2 separate regions of the Homo sapiens genome follow, and region 1 is linked to region 2. A link is a loop called in an ENCODE intact Hi-C map of the cell type or tissue named here. Cell type or tissue: gastrocnemius medialis. All regions are shown on one strand. Links, peaks and the distances in the headings refer to the core of each region. The heading gives the core; the rest is flanking DNA.

Region 1 (9,840 bases), core at 1-8,000, 53 kb after region 2:
TGTACTAAGCTCCAATTTTGGGGCTCACATGTCCTCCATCAGTATCAGCCATTATCCTATAGCAAATGTTACTGCTGAAGAGCTAATTCTATCCCATCCCATACATTTAGTGACTGAAGACCTGATTCTTTTTTTTTTTTCTTTTTTTTTTGAGATGGAGTCTTACTTTGTCACACAGGTTGGAGTGCAATGGCACTGTCTTGGGTCACTGCAACCTCCGCCTCCTGGGTTCAAGTGATTCTCCCACCTCGGTCTCCTGAGTAGCTGAAATTACAGGCACCCACTGTCATGCCCGGCTAATTTTTGTATTTTTAGTTGAGATGGGGTTTCACCATGTTGGCCAGGCTGGTCTCAAACTCCTGACTTCAGGTGATCCGCCCACCTTGACCTCCCAGAGTGCTGGGATTACAGGCGTGAGCCACGTGCCCGGCCTTAAGATGTGATTCTCTTACAAGTTTCTTATAACTCTTTAGGAAAGGTAAGCTTACACATGTAATAATAATAAGGTGACAATAATGTAGAATCTGTTTTTAGAAGGGTGAAAGGCACAAGTGCAATCTAGATTTTTCAGAAAAAAAATGCTGGAGGGAGTTGAAAGGGTCAAAGTCTCTGGAGAGTGTGCGTTTAGGAAGCCAGGACAAGACGAGTCACTGGAAGGCTGTAGTCTGGCTCTGCCCTCTCTGGGGTATGCCATGTGCTTGTGCTCTAAGGATGTAATCAGTGTGGCTTTCTGTGAAGGGACTCCCTTCCTGGAGCCCCTGCTGTCCCCTTGGGGTGCCTTGCCTTGAAAAGCTTTTCCACTGGATACCTGTAAATTCTGTCAATTCCTTTCCTCAATTCCTGGAGTTTCTCTTCAAATGCCACCCAGTCAGTGGGGCCATCTCTCACCCCTTTATATAAAAACAGCAGACCACACCTTTACCCCAGCTTATCTGTCCAGCAAGCCCCATCCCCCTTGCCTTGAATTAGCTTTCTTTATTGAACTTTGCATCTTCTGCCATGCTACAGATTACACTTTTTATTTGTTTATGTCTGTCATTCCAGGAGAATGTAAGTCATTTGAGAGCAAGTACTTTGGTCACTGCCCTGTCTCCAGCACACAGAATAGTTATTGAAGACCCTCACTAACATTTTTTGAATAAATTAATAAGTGATAGTGACAGACTTAAATATCAGCTTTTTCTTTGAACATCATAGATATTTAAAAATTGTATTATTCTATTCATAAAAATCTGGTAAATTTTGATAAGTATGTTGAAAGAAGTATTTGATTATTCAATGAACATAGTTAAATTCTATTAAATATTTTTAAATGCATTTATAAATTTAACATGCTCAATTTTCTAATTGTCACTAACAAACAAAGCTTCTCCAACATAGTAGACCTAATAAATTCAACATAACTGTAGAAAACCTTAACTTTTCTTAAATGTTTTAGTATTATGTACAAAGTTAGCAAAGTTTTTACGTATTTCAATCAATGTGACTAAAATAAATTACAGTTATAAAGTTTAAATTGGGATCACAAGACTAATCTGTCATATTAGTCAGCATGCCAATTGCTCTTAATCATCAGAAGTACTTTACAAATTACGGGTTCACAGATTATTCCTAAATTTAATTAAACTCATATCATGAAAGTGATTTATTCCTTCCCTGTCCTTTCTAGGATATTAAGATATACCCACTAAAGAAACAACATGGGCTGGGTGCAGTGGCTCACGACTATAATCCAGCACTTTGGGAAGCCGAGGCGGGTGGATCACCAGAGTTCAGGAGTTCAAGACCAGCCTGACCAACATGGCGAAACCCCGTCTCTACTAAACATACAAAAATTAGCTGAACGTGTTGGCACACCTGTAATCCCAGCTACTCGGGTGGCTGAGGCAGGAGAATTAATTGAACCCAGGAGGCGGAGTTTGCAGTGACCCGAGATCATGCCACTGCACTCCAGCCTGGGAGACAGAGTGAGACACTGTCAAAAAATAAAAATAAAATAAATTAAAATAAAATAAATAAATAATTTTTAAAAATAAAATAAGAAACAACATGATAGTGAGTTGGGGTTACCATCTTAATGGGTGGAGGTTCATACAGGTCAGAAAATTTAAGTCAGGATGTGAAATCTGGTAGTCCCCAAAACATTCAACACTATTAAACCTTATTGTTTCTTGTTTCGTTTTGTTTTTGAGACGGACTCTCACTCTGTCGGCCAGGCTGCAGTGCAGTGGCACCATCTCGGTTCACTGCAAGCTCTGCCTCCCAGGTTCACGCCATTCTCCTAGCTCAGCCTCCAGAACAGCTGGGACTACAGGCACCTGCCACCACGCCAGGCTAATTTTTTTGTATTTTTAGTAGAGACGGGGTTTCACCATGTTAGCCAGGATGGTCTCGATTTCCTGACCTCGTGATCTGCCCGCCTTGGCCTCCCAAAGTGCTGGGATTACAGGCGTGAGCCACAGTGACCTGCCTAAACATTTTTGAATATTCATTTTCTCCAAGTAGTGGGGGTCTCACAGCCCTCTACTGCTCAGAGAAAAGCATGTTCTTGGGATCAAGACACATCCAAGATACATCATTCTTCTTTCTGACTTTAGGGAGTCTTCTCCTTGCCCCCTTCCTCTCTTCCACCATCCTTCACCAACCAAGGTTGCTTTATAATTAGATGGAATTATTCAACTGATCTATCTCTTCCTCAATTTTATTTTGAGTTTTTTTGGTATTCTTTTTTTCTGGCTTATTTAAAATTCTTATTTGCATTTCAGTGGCATTCTGTTGGATTCTATATCTCAGTTGGTTTTCTGTCTCATGTTAAGGTCAGGGTAATAAAGACTGCAGTCTGCTGTGCACAATGTATGGCTCAAAAACCTACATCCAACTTTTCATTTTGCCCCAGTTCCTTCTCTGCCATGCCATCATAGTTTCCAAATGCACTTTCCTTCTCAGTTTTTTTTTCTCCAGGGGAGCTCTAATTCCATATTTCATTACTTTTCAGAGCAATTCCAGAAACCAACTTTTGCTACTAAGCATCTTATTGGGGTCTCAGCCTCAAAGTAAATCTCTCAATGAATACAAGAGAAATTTTGATCAATACTATTTCCTCCAGTTTATTTCAAACAAATGGCAAGAGGGATTAAATAATATATGTCAAAATGTTTAGTCTGGGCTGTGAGATCACAAGTGATTGTTATTTTCTTTTATATTCTTCTACAGTAAATATGTATGACTTTTATAATAAGAAATGAAAAAATATACTATGGATTTGAGCCTCAAGTTGGACTCATTCGGGGATTCAGATGTGTCTGGGCCTGTTTCAGAAAACTTATGGACAAAATAGCAAACCATGATCTTTACAGTAAAATGGTATTTCCAGGAACAATGTAGTAGATGTTAACCTCAAATTCTGGGGCGCTCCAGTCATACGGTTTGTTGAAGGGAAAAAGAGCTGCTTCATTAAATGCAGTAGCATCCTCTGCCTCATGGTCTCTCAGAGCCCACAGAGACTATACACAGCCTGGGACTGGGGGTAGCATTGGCACTTGGTGGGCATGGGGGTGCAAGGAGGGTCTGTGGTACCTGGTGGAACCACCGAAGGAGAGTGAGGAAACACCAGGCGACAGAAGACAGACCATCGACAGTATTCTGGTGGGGACCACGGGGCCCGTCAGAGTCATAGAAATAGCACTTTTTCAGATCTTATGTGACGCTTCCTGGAAACTCTCAGAAAAAACATAGAGGACATTACAGTGCTGAACACTGGAGGTCTTGATTCTAAAGATGAGCCCAAGAATTGGCACTGTTAGTTGGATTAATCACTGATGATGCTATGATCCCATCTTTATCCGCAATGTGAAAGTTTAGGGGAAATTAGGCTTAAATTTTTTAGAAAACCTGTGGGTCTTCTATATTCTCAGTACTGAGATATACACAGTGATACGAAGCTGAGTTAGCCCAGTTCTTGACTCAAAAAATTCACATCAGCAAGATGTCTGAGACGTGTAGATCTGTGCAGTACATTAGATGACACAATTATGTTTGAGGAGTGCCACCCCTGGTCTCAATCAGTTGCTTAATACAAATTAATGGGCAGTGAATGTACTGTTCAAGAAATAAATGTCAGATGAATTTTAGAAATAATAAATGCTACAATGTTCTACAAGACAGAGGAAACAGACTGACCTATTTTAAAGCCGTAACCATATTGAAATAACTATGAAATGTTCTTTTGTAAGTGATATCTGTATATTTCATGCGGTAGAGAAAGGCCTCAGCTACTAAATGATGTAGAAACTGTGCTCATAAATATCAGATGAAGTAGAAGTGATGGTAACAAATTCTCAGTGGTCGAGGTAAGAAGTTCAATGGTAAAGAAAGGAAAGGAATAAATATTGCATGGCAATTGTGAACCCAAACCTTCTGCGGATAGACAACCTTGGCATAGTTGTCCTGTGACGAGGGAAGTGAGGATGTAAATAATGCCAACAGGCAGAGGGTAGGCTGGGGAAAGTCTCCGATCTGTCTCTCCAACTCAGCAGGCTCTTTTCACCTTTGCCAAGAACGATATGTTCTTACACTGATCCTGCCACACGAATTATCTGAGGGCAGCCTAATGCTTTCCTAAGCACTAGCATCTCCATCAGCAGCCTTCAAGGAATGGTTCCTAAAGAGATGCCAAGTTGAGTTGTGAGTTTCTTTTGTGTGGGTTTCTGAAGGCCTGGCAGGTAATTCAATCAAGTTCCACTCCCCACCTACCCCATTTTCCTCTCACCCTTGCCCTACCTGCCAAGAAAGAAAGATAAATGGAAACCAGAACTAACTGAAAACTATATGGAGTATTACATTCCCATCACAGATTGTTTCAGCCTAAGCCCCTGAGATTTGGGTTGTTTTGGGTCAATGCCAGTCCAGGGTTTCTCTGAGGTGGCTGTGGACAACAGCTGTCTTACGGGTTTTTAGTCTCAAAGACCCTGAAATACATGCAATGCAACTCCTGACCCCTGACCCAGGGAAAGGAATCAGGTGGGATTGTGTCTGCCTCACAGAGTCCCTGCTTAGACTGCCTTCAACTCCTTATCTGCCATGGAAAAACACCACAGAGTGTTAATGACCCCACATAGTAAGTTGCTTTTAGGAAGAATGAGTACTGGCCAATAGAGATAAGCAAACAGGAAGAAATGAAAGGAGTGTACTTTTTATAAAGTTCTCCTTGAATCCTTCATTTAAACATTTAACGTATATTTATTGAGTACTTCCTGTATGCCACAGCTGTGATAGATACTGAGGCAATAATGATGAAAATTCTTGACATCTGACAGCATGGATTTCATAATATAAAATTCCAATCAAACGTTAAGTTATTACAGGGCAATGTTTTGCACAAGAAAGCAGGAGAACTGACAGAAGGCAGTGATTGGCTTTTCCTATGGAAGTTAGGGCAAGCTTCATTTACAGTAATATTTGACCTGATGCTTGAAGGATAAATAGGCATTAATGTGTCAGATGAGAAGAGAAGATCCACGAGGAGAGAAGAGTATATGAAGAGACCCAGAATCATTAAGCAGCATGCAGTTCTAATTCAGGGATTTAAAAAAAATCAACTTTATGGGCTTTAAGGATAGATTTTGTGCTACCGAATTGTAAGAGATGAGCCTGGAAAATTAGACACCAGATCACACCATTCTATATTCTGTAGATAATAGTGTTTCTGAGGACAGAAGGAGCATTAATGATTATTAAGGAGGAGAGAGGCATGATCATATTTGCATTTTATGATGATCACTTAATAGTTATATACGATGTGGTGGATAAAAAAGGCTGGGACACCCTTAGGAGCCTCTTGCAACAGCCAACCAGGAGGTGAGCATTGTTTGAAGTTGGGCATCCTCAGGTAGGAGAGTAAGGGGCCTATGAGTGTGGTGAGGGAACTTAACGTGGTGAAAGAGAAAAAGGCCACAGGTGTGGGCTCTTGGTCTCTTATTGTTTGTAAAATTTTATGAAATTCACTTAAACTTCTGATTGTCAGTTTAACCCTCTGTTGAATGAGGATAGCACAAGCTCCACCTTCCTCACAGGATTGTTTGAGGATAAAACTGAGACAATGGATGCAAAACTGCTTAGTACTTTATAAAATGCCGAGTAAGGGTTGGGGATGATTAATATTATCATAGGCAATAATAGATATAATATTACTTCAAATTTCAGACAGAAAAATGCTTGATTTTCTCTCCAAAATGTGGGTCAACACATCTGTGTTTGGGATTTGTTGCTGTTGTTGTTTTTGAGACGAAGTCTTGCTCTGTTACCCAGGCTGGAGTACAGTGGCACCATCTCAGCTCACTGCCATCTCCGCCTCCCAGGTTCAAGCAATTCTCCTGCCTCAGCCTCCTGAGCAGGTGGATTACAGGCATGCACCACCATGCCTGGCTAAGTTTTGTACTTTTAGTAGAGATGGGGTTTCACCATGTTGGCCAGTCTGGTCTCCAACTCCTGACCTAAAGAAATCTGCCCGGCCGGGCGCGGTGGCTCACGCCTGTAATCCCAGCACTTTGGGAGGCCGAGGCGGGCGGATCACGAGGTCAGGAGATCGAGACCATCCCGGCTAAAACGGTGAAACCCCGTCTCTACTAAAAAATACAAAAAATTAGCGGGGCGTAGTGGCGGGCGCCTGTAGTCCCAGCTACTTGGGAGGCTGAGGCAGGAGAATGGCGTGAACCCGGGAGGCGGAGCTTGCAGTGAGCCGAGATCCCACCACTGCACTCCAGCCTGGGCGACAGAGCGAGACTCCGTCTCAAAAAAAAAAAAAAAAAAAAGAAATCTGCCCGCCTCAGCCTTCCAAAGTGCTGGGATTACAGGCGTGAGCTACTATGCCTGGCTGACACACCTGTGTTTGCATCCTCCCTTAATATGCCAGGACTTTGGAAGCCACCACTAATTTATTTTTCCGTAATTGTGGAGTCGTTAGTTTTATACAGTAATGGAATCTTTGGCTGTGCAAATTTCCATTGCTTACACAATCCCCAAAAGACCATACACCATTGATAGTAATGCTAGTGATACTAGGAATGGAGATACCGCCGTTTCCCACAAGGCAGATGTCTTCCACATGTATACAAAATCAGGTCTTCAGGCATGAATATACATGGGGTGCACCTCAAGGTCCCCCATTCCTGATGATCCTGTGTAGGAAGAAAGAGGGGTCAAGGAGACATTTGGGCACTTAGACAAGAAGACAGAGAAAAAGGGAAATATTTTTCTTTTCCAAAGAAGTGGAGAACACAGATTTCTCAGGTGATCTGCAGTGGAAAGTGTTACGAAGCAAAAGGTGAAGTTAGTGAAACATCTTTTCCATACTTGCATTTCTGTCTTCAACTTTTCCTCTTCCTCTCCTAAATGAGTGCATTCACATGGAGCTACTTTGTCTGTAAGTCTAACAGAAGCAAGTGTTATAGAGTGGCTGGGCTGGAAGAAACCATCCAGTCAATGGCAACGCCCTTATAAAATTATAGACACTGAAGCCCAGAGAGGAAAAGTAATTTGATATTATATATTCATCCATTTAGTCTGTAGGACTAGTAGTTGTTGTTTGTGTCTCTAAGCGGGGAAGAGATCAAGAGTTTGTCAGAATTCAGCATAATCAAACCTTTAGTCGTCATCTACAATGGTTGCAGCCATCTCCCTTGTTTCTCAGGGGAATCTTTGTACAGAGGGCGTATCAGGAAAACATATTCCCTATTGCTGTGTTGGGATCCATTACATGAATGGTCCCACTTCTTCATTTCTCCCTGTACACATTTGCCATGCAACTTTGCAGTACCTTCCAATTGTTTTTCTAATTGAGCTGAAATTCACCTAACATAAAATTAATAATCTTAAGGGGTACAACTTAGTGGTAATTAGCACATTCACAATGTTGTGTGGTCGCCGTCTCCATTTTGTTCAAAGCATTTTCATCGCACCTCCCAAAAATCCCATACACATTAAACAGTTCTTGGCAATCACTCATTTGCTTTTTCTTTTCTATTGATTTACCTATCTGGATATTTTATGTAAATAGAATCACACAATATAGACTATTACGTCTGGTTTCTTTCACTTACATAATTTTTTTCAAGGTTCATCCACATTGTAGTATGTATCAGTATTTCGTTCCTTTTCATGACTGAATAATATTCCATTGTGTGTCTATTCATTGGTGGGCATTTGAGTTGTTTCCACCTTTTATCTGTTGTGAATAGGGCTGCTATGAACATTTATCTACAAATGTTTATTTGAACGCTTGTTCAATTATTTGGGGTATATAGTCAAGGATGAAGTTGCTTGTCATATAGTAAATCTATGTTTAACTTTTTGAGGGACTTCCAAACTGTTTTTTGCAATAACTATAATAATTTTTATATTTCTGCCAGCAATACACAAGGGTTTGATTTCTTCATGTTCTCACCAAAATTTATTTTGAACTTTCTGAAATAGCCATCCCAGTGGGTGTGTGGTAGTGTCTTATTGTAGTTTTGATTTGCATTTCCCTCATGACTAACAATGTTGGACATCTTTGCATCTACTGTTGGCCATTAGGATATCTTCTCTGGAAAAATGTCTAATCAAGTATTTCATCCATTTTTTTTTTTTTTTTTTTTTTTTTGAGACGGAGCCTTGCTCTGTCGCCCAGGCTGGAGTGCAGTGGCACGATCTCGGCTCACTGCAAGCTCCGCCTCCCGGGTTCAAGCCATTCTCCTGCCTCAGCCTCCCGAGTAGCTGGGACTACAGGCGCCTGCCACCACGCCCGGCGAGTTTTTTTTGTGTGTGTTTTTAGTAGAGACGGGGTTTCACTGTGGTCTCGATCTCCTGACCTCGTGATCCACCTGCCTCGGCCTTCCAAAGTGCTGGGATTACAGGCGTGAGCCACTGTGCCTGGCCTCTTTTGCCCATTTTTAATTGGCTTGTTTTTTTTTTTAGCTGTTGCATTGTAGAAGGTTTTTAAGTATATATTTGGAATACCAGGCTCTTGTCTGATACAAGATTTAAAAATACTTTCTGCCATTCTGTTGGTTGCATTTTCATGTTCATGATAATGTCTTTTGATACACAGCATTTTTAATTTTGACGAAGTCCAATTTATCTATTTTTTCTTTTGTTTTCATACTTTTGGTGTCATAGCAAAAATGCATTGCTAAATACAAGCTCATAAAGATTTATTCTATGTTTTGTTCTAAGACTTTTACAGGTTAGCTCTTACATTTAAATCTTTGATCCACTTTGAATTAATTTTTGTGTGTGGTGTGAGGTAAGAGTCCAATTTCCTTATTTCTCGCATATAGATATCCAGTTGTCTCTGTAACATTTGTTGAAGATACTATTCTTTCTCCATTGAATGGCCTTGGGACTCTTGTCAAAAATCAGTTGGACATGGATGTACAGGTTTACTTCTGGACTTTCTATTCCATTGGTCTATGTGTTTATCCTTATGCAAGCACCCTACTCTTTTGTCCATACCCTTCCACTTCTGTGGGTGACTGATTCTGCCCCTTGACCCTAAGCTGTGCCATATGGTTTGTTTTGGTCAATGGGATGTGGGCATATTGGCACAAGCAGAGTTCTGAAATGGGCTGTTCCCTGGGACTTGTTCTCTCCTGCCTGTGCCATCACCATGAGAACACACCCAAGCTAGCTTGATGGTAGAAGAGACACAGGAAGCAAAGCCAAGTCACCTACTAGCCCTAGTAGTAGTAGCCAGACAGGATCAGATCACTCATTAGACAACCCTCAGACATAAGAGCAAACCCAGCCATAATCAGCAAAGTGCTTAGCTCACCTCTTGTTAATCCTAGTCCTATAGAATTCTGT
Region 2 (12,380 bases), core at 1,929-9,928:
ACCTTCACTCTTATATGTATATAAAGACCATACTTGCTCTAAATTATTTAAAGATACTTTTATGATTTTTTTAGGTTGCTTTTTAAATATTTTTACCTATGATTCGCTTCAGCTTCATTTTGATGTAGGGAACTTAATTCTTGCAGTTAATGGTAGATAAGCTACCATTTGGCGAATTACATCATTGATATGGCTTGGCTGTGTCCCCACCCAAATCTCATCTTGAATTGTAACTCTCACAATTCTCACATGTCATAGGAGGAATCCAATGGGAGGTGATTGAATTATGGGGGCAAGTCTTTCCTGCACTGTTGTCGTGATAGTGAATGAATCTCATGAGATCTGATGGTTTTAAAAATGGGAGTTTCCCTGCACAAGCTCTCTTTTTGCCAGCTGCCATCCACGTAAGATGTGACTTGCTCCTCCTTGCCTTCCACCATGATTGTGAGGCCTCCCTAGCCATGTGGAACTGTAAGTCCAGTAAACCTCTTTCTTTTGTAAATTGCCCAGCTTCAGGGATGGCTTTGTCAGCAGTGTGAAAACAGACTAATACAATCATGTATCAATTGACTTAAAATATCTCTTTTAGCATATACTAAATAAGTGGGTTAGTTTCTGGTCCTTATTTACAGTACATTGATTTCACTGTTGTATCTTATATTTTGCCTAAACTTGTGGGACTTCACCCTTCAATAGAGTAGTTTAAGCATTTACTGTCAGTCCTCTATACCAGTGGGGGATTGGTTCCAGGACCCCCAGGATGCCAAAATCCAAGCATGCATAAAAAATGGCATAGTATTTGCATATCACCCACACACATCCTACTGTGTCCTTAAAATAATTTCTACATTACTTATAATATCTAATATAATGTAAATGCTATGTAAATTTTTCTTATACTGTTATTTTTATCTTTTTAATTATTGTATTATTATTCTTTATTGTTCATGTCTGAATATTTTAAATATGAGGTTGGTTGAATTTGCAGTTGTGAAACCTGTAGATGCAGAGGGCCAACTATACATTTAATGTAATGAGTGTTATTTTTTCTTTTATTTCTGTAGTTTTGTACTTTATTTTTAATGTTCTCTTATTTTTCCTTTACTTTTAATTTTTTGTTGTATGGGCTGTAATTCCTTTTCGTAACCACCTTTTCCTCTAGTGACTTAGAACAGATACATTCTGTTTTTGCTTCATTGCCATCGATAACCTAATTGGCAATAACAAGTGCAAAACACTCATGAGTCCTCTTTATATAAAATGAAGAAACTAACACTCTTATTTAACTTCTTACTTTGCTCTGCCATCTCCTAGGTTTTGGCTGACAGATAACATAGGGCAGTGATCAAAGGGTTTACCTTCTCTGTGCCTCAGCTGCCCCATCTCGAAAGTGGGCATAATAGTATCATAGGGTTATTATGAAAATAAAATGACATAGTGCACAGGATGCATTTACAACAGTGCCTAGCACATGGTAAGTCAGCAGTAACATTGTAATGATCAGTAAGATTGAATACATCCTTTAACTTTTTAAATGATAATCATTACTTTACATCATGAAACTTTTTATTCATTAATTACTTTTACAGCCTTATCTGGGGAATTATTTAGACTTTATGTTTTACTTTAATAGTTTTCTCACCTACTCTCAATTCTTTCATATCATAGTTTTCTATGTGAGGACTCTTTATTGTGATCCATCTACTAGTTGATTGGAATATTTCTTTGGGTAATTTTAGGTTATACATGTATTATAGTTATATTAAGTTTGTAAGGGCCAAGGGGAAAAAAATAATGACTTTTACAAATTCAGTTGATTTTTTCTTTCATAAAAAAATCATTAGGCAGTCTGGAGCTGCTGTGGAAGTTTAGTTTCACAGTCATCAGGATGCCCATCTTATTTTCATTTTCATTCCTAAGTAACAAAATGGCTGCTGCAGCGCCATCTATCACATCTTCTTCCATCCAGCATGAAGGAAGAAAGCCCAAAGAAGAGGTTGGACCCTCCTATTAAGGAATCTTCCTAGAAGGTGCATATACCTTGTTGGCTTATATACAATTGGCTAGAACTTAGTTACAATGCGAGGGAGGCCATGAAGCATCTTCTTCACTCTGACTAGCCATCTGTTCAGCTAGACATTTATTTCTGGGATAGAAGAAAATAGATATTGAGGTCAATTATCTGTCTCTGTCATTCTGCCCTTTTGACCACCTGAATATCCAGGTGCATTTGTTCCATTCCTTTGGCATATTCCTCTTCCACAGGGAGACAGTCCCAAGTCCTATTTAGTTAGGGCGCTCAACTCAAACTCCATGATTGCAGGATGATGTGCAATCTTCTCCATGTCTGCTATGGCTCCTCATCAATCAGTGTCTAACCCCAAACACACATTTCCTGTCCTTCCATATCTAATCTATATCAGTGAAGGAGAAATATGATGACCAAAACAAAAATGTATTCTTGGAGAAAAAGAATTGGAAACACACAATAGTTACTGAGCAGTGGCTACTGTGTGATCCTAATTCTGTTCTTCCTTCCAACTGGATCTATAGCAATGAGCCATGCCATGAAGTAGCCACAGCAAAGACCCTCCTACCTGGCAGGTCGGTCGATGGCTTGGTGGTCCCATCCTGCAGCCTCAGCTTCTGCTCCTTGCTTTTTGTCCTTGGTGGTCATATCTGGGGTGGGCTTTGGAAAGGTTGATCTTTCTGGGGGCTGTGCCCTTTATTCGCTCTCTTCCTGCTGGTGCAGTTTTGAGGGCCTGGGAGTTGCTTAGGGGTTGAATGATTACTGGCTTTTGAGGGTAAGCTTGTGATTTATTTGGATAGAATTCCCTTAATAATTTAGTAGATTTCCTGTTTATTTGCTTCCCATCAGTTGCATGTGTAAGTAACTACTGCCAAAGATCTTGTTTCCATATAGTTTCCAAACCGAACTCTGTGCTCTATGCAACCCTCCTCTCAATAGTGACCTTGAAGTTGTCTAAAACAACAGGCTTTGGGGATAATCCTGGGTAATCTTACCATTCCTACCAGGCTAGAACATGTCATCTGCTAGGGATCCCGTAATGAAAGATTTTTGAGCAGAGATTTGGGACCAAAGTTTTATATCTTGCTAATTCCAGGACTTCAAGTCATTACTTAAAACTGCTTCAGTTTGGAGTTTAGGAGAAATTGGTTTTTGTTTGTTTGTTTGTTTGTTTTTAGCCCTGTAAGGGTTACTAAACTCTCAGTCTACTAAAATTGAAGACTACAAGCAGAAAATGTTCCTCCTGGAGAAGCTGTATTCCCTTCCAAGGGCTTGCAGCCCATCCCATTGTAAACTGGCGGTCATCTGTCTCTTGTGGGTGTTGTTAAGACTGGTAATGGCAGCCAACACACCCACATTCTGACTGTTTCTGACCATTTTCCCTAATTCCTTCTCTACTTATTGAGTGCGCTATTTCCTTTCTTTTCTTTTCATTTTCTTTGAATCCCTCAACAGTGTCCATGTCTTATATTTGTCCCCTTCCTTTCCACAGTCATCCTCTCAGCTCTTAATCTGGGTGTCTGGTTACCAGTTCAGAAGCCGAATAACGAGATAGGTGGGTGATGCTTCAGCAATTCATCCTGGCATTCTGGCAGGATGAATTCCTCTCTGCAGTTCTTCTCTCTATCTGGCCAACTGCTGTAGTGACCACTGCCTGCTGCAATAGGGAATCTTGCTTTGGAGAGAATCCTCTATCCTGCCTCCATTGCCTTTGCTGGTGCCTGGCTTCTGGCCCAAGTGTTCTGTCAAGGCCAGTTGTGAATTCCACATGTCTTCTTCTCAGGCACTGCCACTCCTTATGCCTAGAGGCAGGGGTGGGGAGGAGGAGAATGACTGTTTTGTGGAAACCCCCAACTCAGAACCGCACAGATGCCCTGCAGTTCCACCTCTGCATGGTAGCCAAAGAGAGTCCTCTAAATGAAGCAATCTCTTTGAGCCTCTCAGCATCCCCGCACTTCCAGCATCACTCAACCCAGAAACAATAGAATCTACAAGGGGACTCCCTACATGTTTCTTATGAGGTCAGAATTGCCATCCTGGAAAGGTGAGTTACAGTGCTGCCCAGGTGATTCTTGTGTGTTACTCTATGTTATATCTATTGTATAATCTCACATTTAAATAGCACCATTCCTTTTATTGCAATGCTTATGAAAACTTTCCTTGTTTTTAGGTTTCCTTCGTCAGTCCAGGCAGGACTGTGCGGTTGGAAAAGGGACGGATGCTGGTCCTGGAAGGGGCGTCGTTATCTAGAAGCTCCCAACCTAAGTGGGTGACTCATAGGGAGGGCAAGGAGAGAAGGACACAGCAAGCAACTTACATGTAAAACAAGACGTGTGGGTTATTATGGAAGAAATTCACAACCAAACTTGGGGTTAGCCCGTATTGTTTTCCAAGAACTCTATGTGGACAGTGACAAAAAACAGACCTAAGAACTAGCAGACTGGGCAAAGCTTTTTCACATAACAACAACAAAAAAAGCAATTCCTCAGGAAAAAATGGTCAATGGGTCATTGTGTGTAGACAAAACTACAAGTTCTGCTCCAGACTCTGGGGAAACCATGCTGCCATCTTCAAGCTGTGGCCATTCTGTAATACAGACTACGCTAAATCACATGTTGTCATCAAGGCAGAATATTTTGTTCCTTTATGGGTCAGCCTGGGATACAAAATTAGAGAAACTTTGCAATGAAAAATCCCTTGTGTCTCATTGAACTTTTTCCTTAATTCAAACCTTTCCTTTCACAGTTTTGATTAGTGCCTTTGCCCATGTGGACAATATTTTATGATCAGGTTTTAAGAGTAATCCATCCATGGCTGCTTGGCTGCCTGGAACTTAAAACAACGACAACAACAATGTCCAGATAAACCCAATAAAATAGGTTTTTAAATGTGTGTGTGTGTGTGTGTGTGTGTCTGTGTGTGTGTGTGTTGTGCTGATCTTTAGCCTTGAAGCTTCACTCTTTCCCCTCTTCTGAAGAAAAGGTGTTTGCAGGGTGGCTGAACTTGCCAAACGCTGACGCAGAGTAGATCCAGCCTGGCAGCTGTCTACAATTCCTTGATGGGCCTCTTCTACAAAGAAGATTGATGTGAGTCAGCAAAGCCCTCATTAAGTGAGTCACATCATTAATAAAAGGCGCAGATTGCAAAGCGGTGTTTATTTCAGTGTTGATAGAAACCAGGACACAGTGGCCTTGAATCAAAAATAACCTTGGGCCAGACACATTGAACTTGGATCAGATCTGAAATCCCAGGCATTCATCCCTCCCTGAAGGCAAACATACGTCCAGATGATACCGCTGCCTTCCTTGTTGTACAAATGACTTGCTCCTCATCACCAGCATTTACCTTGTGCTTGACAGTTTGCAAAGCCTGTCCACTTACAAACTCTCTTGTTCTGACATGAGTGAGCCTTAAGCAGTGATTAAGTGCTCTTGCTCAGGTGTCGAGCAGTCCTGGGTCAGAATCTCAGCTCTACCATTTTGAAGCTGTGTGAACTTGGTTAGCTCATTTAACCCCTCCAAGGTTCAGACGACACTAAATAAACTCTAAGTACTCTTACTACACTAAGTAACCCTCTCTAATTTCCTCATGTGGGCCCAGTGTCCTTAGACTCTCCAACTTATGGGTGAGGATAATAATAATATCTCCACCATACAGCATGAAGATTAAACAAGGTAATAAAATTAATGAAATAATTGCAATGTGTGGCACATCATAAAGTTCAAGAAATGTAATAACCCTGAGATTTGGATAGCATAGGCGTTATGCTGATTAATAGATGAGGAAACAGGAGCTGAAAAAGTTTACTCATTCAAGGTCATAGGGTTGGGACTGGATGCCACCACAAGTTGAAACAAGTTCTCCTGACTTCAAAGTCAGTGTTCTTTCAAAGCCACCCATGGCACAGGTATTTGAACAACAGGCATATTTTCTCTTGCCCTATTCACTTTCCAGGAAATGAAATTGTATCATACTTTCCTCCTGGCTCTCATTGGTTTACCGTTTTGTCTGTATTCACTTTGATTTCTATGTCAGCTGCTGCAACGCTAGTGAAAAAGACAAGGTCCTTACCCTCAAGATGCTTGCTGCCTAGCAATTTGTTACCATCAAGCCATGAGGCTGTTGTAAGTTGTTGTGATGGCTGATATGCCAGACATAGGATTAATACCTCTTCAGCCTTGGTTGCGGAGTGAGGGTGATCATTGGTCTGGCATTTAGTAGGTGGCCCAAGAAATATTTATAAACTGACTGCCAGCCTTTCCTTGAGCAGGGAACATGGAAACTGAGGGATAAATAGGAGTTAGCTAAGTGAGAAGCAACCAGGTCAGGCAGGAGGGCTCCAGGGGAGAGGGCATGACATGTGCAGGGAGCCGCAATTGAAGTAGGTGCAGGGGCCAGGAAGAGGAGGGTGAGCTGCGCTGGGGAGAGGCTAGGGAGGCCTGTGGTGAAAGGCTGTGTAAGCCATGTTAAGGATTTTGGACCTTATTCTAAAGGCATCAGCTGCTTCGAAGAAGAACATTTTGACTTGGGTGATTTGATACCATTCTGGTGACATCACCATGTTTAACACAGGAGAATCTGATGCAGGAGTAAAAGCATAACCATTAATATGTGAAAGCACTCTTTCATTACCAAACAATGCACTCTAGATTATACATGGTATATATGATTCTTAAGTCATGCCCAGGCAGGGAATAAATCTGTTAAAAGTTTCAGTTAAAAGCTCAATAATTATAAAAATATTAGAAGAAAATGTAGGAGACTATTTCTTCAATCCTGGGATAAATAGATAGAAAAATAGGCAAACATAAAAAATGTGTCTACATAAAGTCAAAACTTCCCTGAGATTCCACAAAAGAACTCTAAAGAGCTAAAACATAAACAGCGTGCTACAAATTTTTGTAACACACATGACAAAGGATTACTACTCTAATGCATGAATGGTTTGTAAAAATCAAAGGGAGCAAGAAGACCAGCTGAGTAGATTAACAGATAGCTGGTAAAAGAAGGAAGACATGGGGTTCTTGAGGGCAGTGAATCGCATTTGGTTCAGTGATGTATTCCTATTGCTCGGGAAAGACCTGGTGCACGTATTCACCAGTCATTCATATTGAATGAAAAAATATAAGAGGATCTTTAGCTTTAGTGGCACTTTCTTTTGTTTGCTTGTTTTGAGAGAAGTTTGTTGCCTAGGCTGGAGTGCAGTGCCATGAACTTGGCTCACTGCAACCTCCACCTCCCAGACTCAAGCGATCCTTCCACCTTAGCCTCCTGAGCTGAGTAGTACTTTTATTTTTCGATTTTATTTTTAAAATTTCCACAGCATATACACTGCAGAGTAGTACTTGTAAAAGAATATTTTAATAAACCCAGAAGATGTATTTTTTAGTCATTAATTACTCAAGATTAAAGATATTGGTAATATCCAATCAGATTTAGAGAGGGTAGAGGAATTTTCAACTGTCATGCACATTTTTCAATTTTAAATTAGACATCATCAATCCCCTACAAAAGAGGGACTGACTAAATACATTAGAACACATCAGGTATAGAATGAAATAGTATGCAACCCTTCACACTCTTTGTATAGATCTGTATCAATTTAGCTTGAAAAGTTACGTATGACATATTTGAAACTGAAAATTAAAATTGACAAACTATAAAAAGAATAATTTAATTGTTTCACCATTAAGTATGACGTTTGCTATAGGTTCCTAGGATTATCATTTAGTTAGTTAGTAAAATTTCCCTCTGTTTCTAATTTATCAAAACTTTTTTTAATTTTAATGTTTAAATCCAACATTGCTGATGAGAGCATTGGTATTAATTCAGTCTTTTTCCCTCATAGGTATCCTTTTCTCTACCTCAAATTTTATTATTCTAATAAAAATTTGCCGCAATGTATCTCAGTGATGGCCCTTTTTCATTCATTCCTTCTCAAATATTTGATGAGCTCTTAATTCTTCGATATTTTTTCCCATCACTACTTCTCACATTTGCTTTCCTCCTTTCTTGGATCTATCCATCATTTATCAAGATTTATAGTTATTTTTTTCTTTCTTTGTGCTAAACATCAGGTCAAGTTTTAGGCTGTATCTAGGAACTCAAGAATTTATTCTTCTTTGTCTGTATCCATGATACCATTTAGTCCACATTTCTGAGATTTTAATTTTAGTGATAGCATTTATAATTCACAAGCTGTCTCATTGATTCTCTCTTCCTTTTTAAAAAGGTCTGTAATATCCACTCTATGTCTGTGAAGATTGCAATTAAAAATTTAAACTATTGTTCTCATTGCTCTATTAAATCTGTTCCCTGGAGTATTGTGTCAGTCAGCTATTGTTGCAATAATACTGCATAACAAACAATCCTGAAAAGTAGTGACTGACAATGATAAGCATTTATTTTTCTTGCTCACACATCTGCAGACTAAGGTGGCTCTACTCTAGGTGACATTTAGCTGGGCTGGGCTTCTGCATTTGGGTTGGATTCAGGTTTGCCCCACTTCACACTCTCCTTGGACAAGCAACTACGTGGGTGCATGTTCTCCTCCTGGTGAATGACAGGAACACAAGAGACCAAGTCACCTGGTGCAAGCATGTTTGGAGCCTTGGTTCACTGCCACAACCACTAAAGGTGACTTTTGTTGGTATGTTCAGTCTTGAATTTGATTTTCCTAAACTATTGTTTCTGTTACTGCTGTATCTGTTAAGCACTGCCTGTTTGTAGGGGAGGGTAGAACTTGGTGCTGGATTGGGTCTATGCCAGCCAGTCTCTAATGATTGTGTGGGAGGCGCTGTCCATGCCCTCCTGTGCCTCTGTACCACACACTGTTCTGGTGCATGCTCTCTTTTTAATGTACCTTCCCCCGAGTCTCAGCCTAAGGGCTTTCTTTGACCATGGTAACTTCGTCAGTCTGTGCTTGGAGCAGGACCAGAAGACATGAGTGGGTGCCCAGCAAGTTAACATCCCTAGCAGCAGCCCTCAACCAATCATGGGCCGGACATGGCATATGAATACATCAATTTACTTTTAACTGAGTGGGACAACTCAGAGGTCTGTATTATATAGCCTCACAGACATCCCCAGCAGGATTAAGCCCGTTGCTTATGATGGTGACCTGCTCTTCAACACACTTTCTGTCGAATACCTTCCTTCCTCCTCTTACTTCCCCACTCTCCTACAGGTGATCTTGAGGTTACTTCCAAAATAAATAACGTACATGCCAATTCTTCTCTCAGTGTTTGCTTTTGAGAAATCCAGCTCAAGAAAAAAATGCTTATTTTGACAATAAAAGGTAATTTAAGAATTACAATTCCTTCTTTATACTTTCAGAATTCTCTGAATGCTGTACAATGGGTGGGCAATACAGAAAAAAAACAAACCATCACTACCAACAGGACAATCTCCTGTCATATCACATTGCCATGAATGTCTCCTGTTTTTTCTTAGAAGTAGAAAAAATGCAAAAATCAGATAAATTAATATACTGTTTTCCCAAAAATACCAAGCAACTTATTTTGGTATTTATGACCCAAATTGTAATTTGGAAAATAAGTTGAACTAAATAGAAAAACATGAGCAAGAATTTCAAATGTGATAGATTTCCTACAGTTTCATCTCAAAAGGAGAACCTGGAGGAAAAAAAAAACCCTCTCTTGTTTATTTAAAGTTCACCAGCTTAATGGGGAACATCATGTTTATCTCAAAAGAACTACTGGGTATGAAGCTGTAACATCAGTGGAGATGTCAGACACCATGTCTATCTGCCTCCCTCCTCTCCATTCAGGGCCTGTTAATCCTTCCAGGACCATGGAGGAGCTGCTAATCCATCAGTACAACAAATTCAACTTCATTCTCTGACAGCCACTGGGCCAGGTTGGAAAAAGAGTACAGTAAAAGACACACAAATCTCGGATCTCAAGACACTGGTGCTCCACCAGTGATATGGTTTGGCTGTGTCTCCACTCAAATCTTGTCTTGAATTGTAGTTCCTACAATCCCCATGTGTTGTGGGAGGGACCAGGTGGAGATAATTGAATCATGGGGGCAGTTTCCCCCATCTTGTTCTTGTGATAGTGAGTTAGTTCTCCTGAGACCTGATGATTTCTTTTTTTTTTTTTTTTTTTTTTTTTTTTTGAGACGGAGTCTCACTCTGTCTCCCAGGCTGGAGTGCAGTGGTGTGATCTTGGCACACTGCAAGCTCCACCTCCTGGGTTCAAACCATTCTCCTGCCTCAGCCTCCCAAGGAGCTGGGACTACAGGCACCCACCACCGCACCCAGCTAATTTTTTGTATTTTTTAGTAGAGATGGGTTTCACCATGTTAGCCAGGATGGTCTCGATCTCCTGACCTCGTGATCCACCGAGATCTGATGGTTTTATAAGGGGCTTCCCTTTCACTGGGCACTCATTCTTCTCCTTCCTGCTGTTATGTGAAGAAGGATTTGTTTGACTTCCCCTCCCTCCATGATTTTAAGTTTCTTGAGGCCTCCCCAGCCCTGCAGAACTGTAAGTCAATTAAAGTTCTTTCCTTTATAAATTACCCAGTCTTGTGTGTGTGTTTATTAGCAGCATGTTGAGAATGGACTAATACAGTAAATTGGTACCAGAAGTGGGATGCTGCTCTAAGGATACCCAAAAATGTGGGAGTGACTTTGGAACTCGGTAACGGGCAGAGGTTGAAACAGTTTGGAGGGCTCAGAAGAAGACAGGAAAATGTGGTGAAGTTTGGAACTTCCTAGAGACTCGGAGGGCTCAGAAGGCAGGAAAATGTGGGAAAGTTTGGAACTTCCTAGAGACTTGTTGACTGACTTTGACCAAAATGCTGATAGTGAAATGGACAATGAAGTCCAGGTTCAGGTGGTCTCAGATGGAGCTGAGGAACTTGTTGGGAACTGGAGTAAAGCTTACTCTTGCTATGCAAAGAGACTGGTGGCATTTTGGCCCTGCCCTAGAGATCTATGGAACTTTAAATTTGAGAGAGATGATTTAGGGCATCTGGTGGAAGTAGGCAGCAAAGCATACAAGAGGAAACAGGGCATAAAAGTTTGGAAAATTTGAAGCCTGACAATGTGATAGAACAGAAAACCCCATTTTCTGGGCAGGAATACAAGCTGACTGGAGAAATTTGCATAAGTAACAAGGAGCCAAATGTTAACACCAAGACAGTGGGAGAAATGTCCCTAGGGCATGTTAAAGACCTTCATGGCAGCCCCTCCCCTCACAAGCCCTGAGGCATAGGAGAAGGAAACAGTTTCCTGGGCCAGGCCCAGGGTTCTCCTGCTGTGTTAAGCCTAGGGACTTTGTGTCCTATGTCCCAGCTTCTCCAGCCATGGCTAAAAGGGGCCAAGGTACAGCTCAGACCATGGCTTCAGAGGGTGCAATCCCCAAGACTTGTGGCTTCCACATAGTGTTGAGCCTGCAGGTGCACAGAAGTCAATAATTGAGGTTATGGAACCTTCATTTAGATTTAAGAGGATGTATGGAAACACCTGGATGTCCAGGCAGAAGTTGGCTGCAGGGGCAGAGCCCTCAAGAAGAAACTCCACTAGGGCAGTGTGGAAGGGAAATGTGGGGTTGGAGCCCCAGTGCCGAGTCCCCACTGGGGCACTGACTAGTGGAGCTGTGAGAAGCGGGCCACAGTCCTCTAGACCCCAGAATGGTAGATCCACCTGCAGCTTGCACCCATGTGCCTGGAAAAGGCGCAGAAACTCAACACCTGCTCATGAAAGCAGCCTAGAGGGGGGCTGTACCCTGCAAAGCCACAGGGACGGAGCTACCCAAGACCATAGGAACCCACCTGTTGCATCAGCATGACCTGGATGTGAGACAAGGAGTCAAAGGAGATCATTTTAGAACTTTAAGATTTAATGACTGCCCTATTGTATTTCAGACTTGCATGGGTCCTGTAGCTCCTTTGTTTTGTCAGTTTCTCCCATTTGGAATGGGTGTATTTACCCAATACCTGTACCTCCATTGTATTTACGAAGAAACTAACTTGCTTTTGATTTTACAGTCTCATAGACAGAAGGGACTTGCCTTGTCTCAGATGAGACTTTGGACTTGGACTTTTGAGTTAATGCTGGAGTGAGTTAAGACTTCTGTTGGAAGGGTATGTTATGTTTTGAATTGTGAAGACATAAGATTTGGGAGGAGCCAGGGATGGAATGATATGGTTTGGCTATGTCCCTACCCAAATCTCATCTTGAATTGTAGTTCCCATAATCCCCTGGTCATGAGAGGGACCAGGTGGAGATAATTGAATCATGAGGGTGATTTCTCCCATCCTGTTCTTGTGATAGTGAGTTAGTTCTCATGAGATCTGATGGTTTTGTAAGAGGCTTCCCCCT

Evidence for each region. Peaks named below come from ENCODE experiments on the same cell type or tissue, not always from the same donor. Only the 100,000 strongest peaks of a DNase experiment are listed, where the experiment ranks them.
Region 1: it touches region 2 in a loop (2.0-fold over the local background); 2 of 110 quality-filtered maps call a loop at or near these places.

The regions. Positions count from the first base shown.
Region 1 is chr17:13,716,618-13,726,457 of GRCh38, reverse strand. No RefSeq gene overlaps it. Among named protein-coding and RNA genes, the nearest start is that of HS3ST3A1, 120 kb to the right of the region's middle. In gastrocnemius medialis, for the core only: no CTCF peak of the experiment used is centred there; a DNase peak (open chromatin) is centred at 4,557; H3K27ac peaks cover 793 bases.
Region 2 is chr17:13,769,169-13,781,548 of GRCh38, reverse strand. It overlaps LOC107985014 (a long non-coding RNA gene), which reads left to right. Exons shown (of 3, transcript XR_007065628.1): 2 at 3,522-3,584; 3 at 3,813-4,921. Among named protein-coding and RNA genes, the nearest start is that of HS3ST3A1, 170 kb to the right of the region's middle. RefSeq lists an enhancer at 8,560-8,729. In gastrocnemius medialis, for the core only: no CTCF peak of the experiment used is centred there; a DNase peak (open chromatin) is centred at 5,064.